2 separate regions of the Homo sapiens genome follow, and region 2 is linked to region 1. A link is a contact called in ENCODE Hi-C data. All regions are on one chromosome and are shown on one strand. Each heading gives the region's core, a stretch centred on a gene start or an enhancer-like site at or near the end of the contact. The rest is flanking DNA. Distances are from core to core; before and after follow the strand shown.

What was found. Hi-C counts contacts between places; a loop is a spot of excess contacts on that map. Pooled maps may share reads with other maps.
Region 2: a map of CD14-positive monocyte shows a loop between it and region 1 (7-fold over the local background). The contact joins the promoter of PPEF2 here to the promoter of SCARB2 in region 1. A Hi-C loop is called at or near these places in 1 of 168 maps with a recorded cell type or tissue (CD14-positive monocyte) and 1 of 50 pooled maps.

Annotation. Positions count from the first base shown.
Region 1 is chr4:76,211,244-76,216,401 of GRCh38, reverse strand. It overlaps SCARB2 (scavenger receptor class B member 2), which reads left to right and starts at 2,578. Exons shown (of 12, transcript NM_005506.4): 1 at 2,578-2,975. The coding sequence starts at 2,859. It also overlaps a transcript of FAM47E not described here. RefSeq lists silencers at 2,240-2,859, 2,773-3,177.
Region 2 is chr4:75,899,806-75,904,963 of GRCh38, reverse strand. It overlaps PPEF2 (protein phosphatase with EF-hand domain 2), which reads left to right and starts at 2,512. Exons shown (of 17, transcript NM_006239.3): 1 at 2,512-2,734.

The DNA of each region.
Region 1 (5,158 bases), core at 1,329-3,828:
AGAGAGTAGGGGGTGGAAGTTCAGTGTGAGCATGAACTTCTGAGTGCCAAAGTACCTAGGCAGGCAAGTTACCAAATTTTTTTTTCTAGTTAGGGAAGGAGAGGACATATAGATGACAGGAGGACTTCAACCAATGCCTAGGTAGGGGACATGTGAGGGTTAGTGGGCTAGCATTGCTCCTTAAGCAAACTGGGGCACAGAGCAGAGTTAATGTAGCTAACTGAAACTTAACAGCAGAGAAGAGGCAGGATTAGGGGAAGAGAAAGGCTGCCGATTGTGGACACCTGAGGACTGGAGACCACCCACCCATCAGGCTGGGGACAGTTGAATCATTCAGGACCCCACCAGGTTCTATTTGAACACAGGACTGGTCCTCTGGGGCTGCTGCTTGAAGAGCTTTGGTAGCTACAAAATGTCCCAGCCTCAGTTCTGCCCTTACCATCTGCTCCAGTTATCTACTGAGTAACCTACCACACCAACACTCAGTGGCTTAAACAACAACAATCCTTTATTTTGCATTTTGAGCAGGGCTCAGCAGGGACCACTCACCTCTGCTCTGTAATGTCTAGGGCCTGTGACTCAAAAGGCTAGGGACAGCTGGGGACTGGTGGGACATTTCTCTTCCTACAGACTCAGGGCTTCTCCCCACAGTCTTTCCCATGTTCTCTGCAGCAGTCTCCGGGTAGCTGAACTTAGGGGTGACTTGAGGCTCCAAGAGCAAGAATTTGCAAAGGCCCCAGCAGAAGTTGCAAGGCATTTATGATCTAGCTTCAGAAGTTCCAGGATATGGTCATTTCCACTGTATTCTATTGGTTTAACAAATTGCTAAAACCTGCCCAAATTCAAAGCGAGAAAGTATAGACCCCACCTCTCAACGAAAGGAGTAACAAATAATTTGCCACCATTTTTAAACCATCATGCTATCTCACCAAGTCCTCAACAAAGCCTCCTAACTGATTTGCTGTCCTCAGATTCTCATTAGTGACAGATCGGGATGCAGCAATGCGCAGAGTAGAAAAAGTGAGGGTTTTGGAAGCCAACAGCCAGCCCTACATCCTGGTTCAAGCAGGATCCACCACTCAGCAACCAGTTGAGCTTGTTAGGTTACTTAACTCAGAGCCCCAGTGTTCTTGAGTGTAAAATGAGGATAATACACTATAGTTGCCAAGAAAATGTACTTCTTGGATCTTGCAGTGTAGATAGCATAACTGACCAATGGCTCCGCCTCAACTGCTGAGCTCTGCTGAAATCCATACCCTGATATTTATCCCTAGGTTGCTGCAAAGGCCAGCTTCCTAAGGCTGCTCCCAGCTCATGACTGAGCACAGCAGGGATACTAAGGCGGGCCTCTTTCTGGGAGATGCCAGACTTCTGGGACAAGCCCATTTGGCTAAAGGATTCCCCACCCCAATGGCCTTGCTGAACTTTTTATACATGGACTGTATATATATCAAATGCTTCCTTCCACCCAACCTTCCTTCCTTGCTTGCCTCTTTCCTTCACAAGGATCACACCTGCATCCCAGGTCCAGCTCCCTGTTTTCCCTCAAAACTCTCTTGCATAGTACCCCCATCTGGGACTGTTTCTGGAGGACTGGGACAAACACAACCTCCTATTCATAGGACTGCCAAGGGTATTAAATGAGTAGAACTGTGCAAAGAAACTAGTAAAGGGCTGGCGTAGAAGAAACACTCATTTAACGAACACTTCTTGAGTCCTGGCTGTGTGCAGGTCTTGGTCCTGGGTGTCTGGGACACCACAGTGAGCAAAGCAGGCAAGAACACCAGCGATGCCTGCTTTAAGCTCCTTCCCAACTTCCACATCTTTAACAGGATACCAAGAGCCCTTCAAAGTCTGACCTCTTGGGGCCTCAACACCTCCGACTCCACCCCCTGAACACCTGAGCCTACAGTCAAAAGGAACTTCCTTCTTGCTTCCTACAGGTTTTGCTCTTTCACCCCCAATGCCTTTGCTCACCGTTTCCTTCTCCGTGAAATGCCTCCTCCTCCCTTTTTTGCACATCTTCCATTCTTGCACATGCCCCTTACGTGACAAACTTATGCATCCCCCAGGCCCCAGTTCAATGTGGGGCCCTAGGTCATCCAGGCAGAACATGCTTGCTGGCATGATCTCAGCAGGCACCTGGTAGAAGCACTTGCTACATTGTGTTGTAATTGCGGTAACGGTGTCCCCGCTAACTTGCGAGCGCCTCTAGAGCAGGGGAATGTCCCAGCCACCTTGAATCCCCAGCGCGTGGCCCATGGGAGGCCCTCAGACCTATCTGCGGAATGAGTAAATGAGTGTGTGAACCAGGTTCGGCAATTTCGGTGGGGCGAGCGCTGGGCCTGCGGTGCAGGGCGCTGGGAGCGGCCAGGCCGGGCCTGGCTCAGGCGCCGCAGCCACTCAGGGCCACCGGGGACCGGCCGGGGAGGGCGCGGGCCGAATCACTGCCGCCGCCGCAGGGCACATGACTGCGGCCTCCGCCCCCGCCCGCCTCCCCGCGCAGTCGCCGGCGGTTGCCTCGCGGGGTTGCGGCGAGCCCGGCCCGCGAACGTCACGTCCCTGCGCGCTCCCTGCACTCTCCCGAGCTGCGCTAGGCGGGCGCCACGGCTGCCCGGCGAAGGAAACCGAAACCGAGTCCGGGCCCGTCCCTCCGCGGCCCCATCCGCCCGGTGCACCCGGGGCCGCGCTCGCCAGGCCGCGGAGCCCAGAGCTGCGCGCACGAACCGTGCGCCGGGAGGGCGTGGGCGTGGCGCCGAAGGGTCCCGGGTCTTCGACGCCTCTGCGGCGGCTCCTCCCTCCTTGCAGTTGGATCCCTGGCGGGTGCGGCCCGGCCCGGCCCGTGAGCGGCGCACAGAATGGGCCGATGCTGCTTCTACACGGCGGGGACGTTGTCCCTGCTCCTGCTGGTGACCAGCGTCACGCTGCTGGTGGCCCGGGTCTTCCAGAAGGCTGTAGACCAGAGTATCGAGAAGGTGAGGCGGGGCGGGCTGTGTGTGTGTTGTGGAGTCGTCCAGCTCACCCTCCCATCCCTGCTGCTACATCTTGTATGGGAAAGACCAGCACTCAGGCAGACCCTCCGCGCTAGAGCTCTTCTTGCGTCCCTGTCTTCCAGGGCTTGGTAGGCGAGGGTTAAAGAAGGATGAGGAAGGATGGAGCCGACTCTGTTCCCTTTACAGTGATAAGTAAGGCTATGGATCCTGACTTTTAAAAAGGCCTTCGGTTGTGTTCTGTCGTTTGCATCTCTCCCCACTCCTTCCGTCTACACCCCAATCTCAGGTGGGCCCAAACTTGTTTCCTTCCCACTTCATGAAGAAACAGAACTGAATGAAAGACACCGCAGAAGAGGCAGGTTATGTTGTCTGCTTGCTGTAGCCTTTGAAGTGGTGTGCGCCTGGGGATGAGACGTGGGTGTGCGGTCTATTGTGTTCTTGCCCTCTTGGGCTGGGCAGGGGCAGTTGGTAGCTGGGCCAGTCCTTTAGGCTGGGTGACAATTCATCCATCAGTCTTTGCTGAACGCTGACTTAGTGGCTTTGTATCTTGTACCAACAGTCTGTGTTGCTTTGTCTCACCATGAATTCTTGTTTTTCTCAAACGGCCATAATTTTCAGGCACAGATGCATTTAGATACCCTACAAGAATCTGAACTTGTCTCTTCCTCTAGATGATTGGGCTGGAGAGCCAGTCCTTTAAGAAGACTTCATCTTTTGATTTCACTGGTCATTTCATCTGCCCTTTCCCCCACATCCACCAAGCTGTGTCAAAAGAGGAACAAAAGAGAATTACTGGGATCATTTTTTCCTTAAAAAAGAAAAATAATCACTGGAGCAGCAGCCTTTCTTGTTAGCATCCATAACTGCACGCTTCATTTCTCCCACTGGTCTGCACTTGCTGCGGCCAGATAAAAAAGCCCAGGCCTAGTCTACTTTGAATCACTGCACTCTCCAGTCAGTAAAGCTATTTTATTCCAGGTGGCAATGGATATCTTCCTTTAACTGAGTTTCCAAAAGTAATTAAGTGAGTACCTGAAATCTGGCAGTTAAAGGCAGTTTTTCAAAAAGCACCATGGCAAAGCATAATGTAATTTTTAAAGTTCACATTGCCAAGGGAAGACAAGGCCCACTGTCTGAGCGTCTCGAGGGTCAGTTTCCTTTGAGCAATCATGTTCAAGGAAAAAAGAAACTGAATCCTTTCTCCACTCCTGTCCATGTCCAAATCCATGGTGAGCTGTGTTTGAGGATGTAAACTCTTGCTTTGGGTGACTAGAGTAAAGCAATCCAATTATAGTAAATATGTGAGTTTTCTTATATGGCCTTGAAAGGCTGTTTCAAGGAGCCCTATAGGATGAGTGATCTTCCCCGTGGTTCCCATATAGCCAGCCCTTAGATTCTCTGTGTGTCTCCATTTCTCTGGGTGAGGGGGTGGCTGTAAGGCAACTTGGCTGGGGCCTGAGTTTGTGTTGATATTTCCAAGTGTTTTTCTCCATGAGGAATGGACTCTGTTCTGATAAGTAATAGTACAGGGAAGTGGACTTTCAGAGCTGCTCAATCCCAGCTAAGGAGGACTGCACGGTGTATTGTATGAAACTAAAGGACAGGGCTAGTTTCAGTGGGCAGGTGTGGAAATACTGTTGTCATTAGAGGTAAGTCACACATCGCTATTCTGCTTTTTCCTGGATTACCTGTAGGGTGGTAGGTAGCATGGGACAGTGGGAAAGATTGAGGATGTTACACTCCTGGGCATGAAACCTAGCTTCCACTATGTCCCAGCTCGGTGACCGTGGGCTGTTTAATCTTACTTGATTCATGTTTTCCCCATCTGTAAATAGGGATAATAAGGACTAACGATCACATCTGCTTTGTCAAATAATTCTTATAACCTTAAGGTGTGATCTTTCTGGGATATAGTTAGTGCTTAATAGGTGATAGCAACTTTATTTTTATTAGAAGCCACACAAAGAAAATACGTGAGATTTGGAGTCAGATTCCATATGTTCAAATCCTATCCTTGCCAGTATAAGCTTTATGACTTACGTCAAATAACTTACTTGGTCCTCAATTTCATTGCTTGTAAAACTGGGGATATGAGCTGTTAGCTAACTTGGGCACAGTGATGCATTTACCATGAAACTCGCAAAGTTAAGCTTTGGGTCTCTCAC
Region 2 (5,158 bases), core at 1,263-3,762, 310 kb after region 1:
TCACCATGCTCACGCCTGTAATACCAGCACTTTGGGAGGCTGAGGCTGGCGGGTCACCTGAGGTCAGGAGTTCAAGACCAGCCTGACCAACATGGAGAAACCCTGTGTCCACTAAAAATAAAAAATTAGCCAGGTATGGTGGCACATGCCTGTAATCCCAGCTACTCAGGAAGCTGAGGCAGGAGAATCGCTTGAACCCAGGAAGCAGAGGTTGCAGTAAGCCGAGATTGCGCCATTGCACTCCAGCCTGGGCAACAAGAGCGAAACTCTGTCTCAAAAAAAAAAAAATAATAATAATAAGAACACAAGTAACAGATTTCTAATATAAAAATAAATCAAACAGTACATAATGTGATCCTCTGCCTCTCTTCCCCACTTGTGGATGGCACTCTCCCCATGAGTACCCCTAGTGATAACTGCCATCTGTACTCATTAAGACATTTAAAAATGCATAAACGTTTTAAAATGTAGATTCTATTTTTATTCAGGTATGATAAGGCCAACAGATCAGGGGACAATTGCCATTTAAAAGATAGCTTATTACTCCTCGTTCCCAAGAGGAGAGGTCACACCTGCACAGCCACGGGAGAGAACACTGAGGTTGGTCACAGGCAGAGGACAGGAGAACTGTGGTTTTCGAGGGAAGGAATGGGTGAGGCAGGGTAAGGCGGCTAAGCAGGTGGAGGACTAGCTAGTTGGAATAGTGTCAGCTGACTCCTGACTGTAGACTGCACTGAGTTGTCTGATATATGATGTCAGGGTGATTAGGGTAGAGAGATAACGGCCTTGAGTATGAAAGTCCAAAAAAGGAGGGATTTGGTGGTAGGGCTCTAGATTGGTTAGTTTGCATCTCAGGGATCAGCTAATCCCAGGAGGTGTAGTCTCTCCCTGGTCAACAAGGCCCCAAAATGTCAAAGCATCAATATGGAAACTAGAAAATATGGGTAATACCACATAAAAAAATATCTTAGGTTATTTTCCAACTTTTCCTAATCACAAATTATACAGTAATAAAAATCCTTATATAGATTTTTGCATGGGTGTATAATTCTGTAAGATACTTAGAAGTATAATTTCTAGATTAAAGGATTTACATATTTTAAGTATGTAATTTAATAAATTACAATTAAAATTTAATTTAATTCCCCCAAAATGAAACATTTTAACGATCCCAGCAATAGTATATGGAGAGGGTCCTTTTTCTCATACTCTCAGTAATACAGGATTTTATCAGTCTTTTAGTCAACTTGGAGAAAGAATGTTAGCAGTCAGCCACTAACAAAAACTAAGCTAATGTGAAAATGTTAATATCAGACAAAAGAGAATCAAATGCAAAAAGAATTTTAAAAGGCAGAGTGATATTTAATTTTTATGTCACCCTCTACCAAGACAGTTAAATGACAATACGGCTTCATGTGTAATTACACAGTTGCCGATGGCAATTTTACATGGTTTAAATTTAATATCTAATTATATAGCTTCAAAACGTGTAATGCAAAGACTCAAATACAAGGAGAATTTGCTAAATCTGTACTTGTCATAGAAATCTTCAAAATACCTCTTTCAAAGATGGTCAGATCAGGAAGAATAAACAAAGATAAAGAGGATCTGAATTAATATAATTAACAAATTTAGGCCGGGTGTGGAGGCTCACACCTGTAATCCCAGCACTTTGGGAGGCTGAGGTGGGCAGATCACTTGAGGCCAGGAGTTGGAGACCAGCCTGGCCAACATGGAGAAACCCTGTCTCTACTAAAAATAGAAAGACTAGCTGGCCATGGCAGCGGGGGTGCCTGTAATCCCAGCTACTCGGGATGCTGAGGCATGAGAATTGCCTGAACCCAGGAGGCAGAGGTTACAGTGAGCTGAGATTGTGCCACTGCACTCCAGTCTGGGCGACAGAGCAAGACTGTCTCAAAATAATAATAATAATAATAATAATAATGAACAAACTTGACCTACTAGATATAGACAAACAGAATATCACTTTCTTTGAGAATTTCCATGGTGCATTTAGTACCTACCAGAACACACACACGAGCATCTTAGATTAACTGAAAAAGTAAGTTGTCCAAGAATAGTGATTAACCACAGATTAGGTTATATCCTAAGGAAAGTGTCCATAGAAAGGGCAGGATATTTCAAGCAGGCTTTGCAAACAGAAAAGCCAGCCCCAACAAAGAATGCCTCCTATGTGTCTTCTGCTGAGGACTCCCCTTGGACTCCAGAGCCCCTAGGCCCCTGTGTCTTGTCAGCACTCTGCTATTTCAGGGCTAAGGAGCTCAGGCTTCTCAGATGTGGCCTGGGAAACACAGTCTTCTAATCCAGGAGAGTAAGAAGATTTAGGACTGACGTGGGTGCTGTTAGAGAAACCCATCTCCTTGGGTATATGGGAGATACCCCGACTATGCAGTCGCCCCCTTCAAATCTTCCTTGGGGGCCTGATCTGACTGACGTCAGGGGGTGCCTACTCCTTCGAGGCAAGAAGCCTGAACTTTCCTTCCTGTCACTGTGAATACTTGGCCAGGGCTGTGAATGTCACCATTGCTTTTCAGGAAGAAGACATGGCAGACTAGGGCTGCACCTTCTTTATGGGCTCTGTAGGTCTGAAAGAAATCAGATCAGCCTGGGATCCCTCAGCCAACTCTGAAGACAGGATGGGGATCACGCCTGCATGTTAAAGAGATTTCTGCCTTGTTGTGTCTCATGGTAAATAAAAAACCCAGCAAAGAAGGTAAGAACTTTCTGTCTAGCCTAAAGTAGAAATGGGTGAGAACAGGAGGGCGACACTTATGTTTTTACCTAGGAAATAAATACAGAGTTGTTTTGAGACAAAGGTCAAAGACAGCTCCTCTGTTATCTATCAACTCATCCAGATGGGGTCTTTGCTATCTGTGTGATGAGATCTTCAAGTGCTGGGTGACCATTCTGCCCTGGATTTCTTGGGCTCACTTAGTGGACAGATAAACACTTTTTTTTTCCACCTAAGAGACAGAGTCTCACTATGTTGCCCAGACTGGAGTGCAGTGGCTGTTCATAAGTGCAATCATAGCACACTACAGCCTCGAACTCCTGGGCTCAAGCAGTCTTCTCACTTCAGCCTCCTGAGTAGCTGGAACCACAGGCATGCTGCACTACCACCCCTAGCTAATTTTTGTTTTTCATGATAATGTGAGGCATTGATGATGCTAAGTCAAATTCTAGAAGGAGAAGGGGTCTCACCCACGTTGGGTGGATGTACTCATCACCTGGAGAGATGGCTCAGCTTGGGAAATCATCAGGGGGAGAAGACAGCTGGTGATTACCAAAGGTGCTGATTCAACAATCTCGGGCTCCCTCAAGCTCGTTTTCTGTGGCTGACCTTATGAAGTTTTCACATTTTTAGTTTTTCCCTTGAGAATTATTCTACTTCCCCTTTCTGTTCATTTCCTTTTTTTTTTTTTGAGGTGGAGTCTCGCTCTGTCACCCAGGCTGGAGTGTAGTGGCGAAATCTTGGCTCACTACAACTTCCACCTCCCAGGTTCAAGCGATTCTCCTGCCTCAGCCTCCCAAATAGTGTAGCTGGTATTATAGGCATGTGCCACCATGCCCAGCTAATTTTTGTATTTTTAGTAGAGATAGGATTTCACCATCTTGGCTAGGCTGGTCTCGAACTCCTGAGCTCAGGGGATCCAACCGCCTCAGCCTCCCAAAGTGCTGGGATTACAGGCATGAGCCACGGCACCCAGCCATTTTTCTTATTGATTTCTAGAATGTTCTCTGCTTGTCCGTAGATGACTCCATCTTCTTCTCTTAAGCAGCCATATGGGATACCTATTTAGTCAGAGCCACTTTCTAATTTTTCTTATGTGTAAAAATTTTAGAAAAATATCATTTATTGATTTTTAATTACAAAAGCTGTAATAGAAGTATATAAGTTAAAAATGGAAATCTCTCACCCAACCTCTTTCTCCAGAGGTAATTACTGTTAATAGCTTGGTGTATAGTCTTTCATTTTTATATACTTACTGACTTTTTTTATACAGATGATATCACACTAGGCGTGCTCTTCTGGAATTTGCTTTTCTTCATGTAACAATATATCTTGGGGCCGTTTTCATATGATTACATATCGACTTGCCTTGTTCTTTGTCATGGTGGAATACATTCCATTGTTTTTAAAGCATCATGATGTATTTTGTTGATTCTTTACTGATAATTATTTAAGGTGCTTTTTATCTGAGGAGGAGAAGAACTTTAAGAGATTTTTGAGGATGTCATTTAAGAAAATTCCTTATCTATGTTTTTCATGACGATGACAAACATTTGCAAAGTACTCCTCATATATAACCTCACTTCACACTCCTAACAACCCTGTAATGACGTTACCATTATCCATAAATAACAGAGAAACAGATGAGACCAGGGAGCCCCAAGGCAGGGATCACATGTGCCTTTGCTGTTATAATGGTAGCTAGGTACCCCTTTTCCCCTTCCACATGACATAGGAAAACATATCCTTTTTGTCCTTGGTGACAAAAGGTCACCAAGAGTTAGTTACAACTACCTAATGGGAGACTTCATTTCTTTCATCTCTTGTGGTTGTTCTAAATAGTTTATTGGCCCATGATAGATATCAACTTCCTTACTCTAGGCAATGCTATATTTCTATCTCCAATAAATTCTTTGTAGGTCATCTTATTCTGCCACCATTTTTGAATTTATAAATTCATGAGAAAAAAAGTTGCCTAAGGGCAAAAGAGGATTTATTTAATAAAAATCTTTGACCCAGCAATAATCAGTATCCATCCTGCTGATTCATGCAGCATTGAAATAGTATGCCTTTTACTGCCTCCAAGAACATATTTTTGGTTGTTGATATTTTAAAATAAATATGACATCAGATTCAGTCCATCAACATATATTGAGGTTTTATTGTATAGAAAGCACTTTAAATATATCATTTATGATCCTTGAAGATACATAGATGAGAAAACTGAGTCTCTGAGAGCTTAAGTGCCCAAAATTGAGTGAGAAGGTGAACAAAAATTCTCACCCACATCAAACACTCTTAAATACACAACTTGGCTATGCAGGCAAGTTACCAATGTATCAAAGCAACTTGTGAGTCATTGACAAGCAGAATCATTGCTGAAGTCCCTTCTAGTTCTAAAACTGT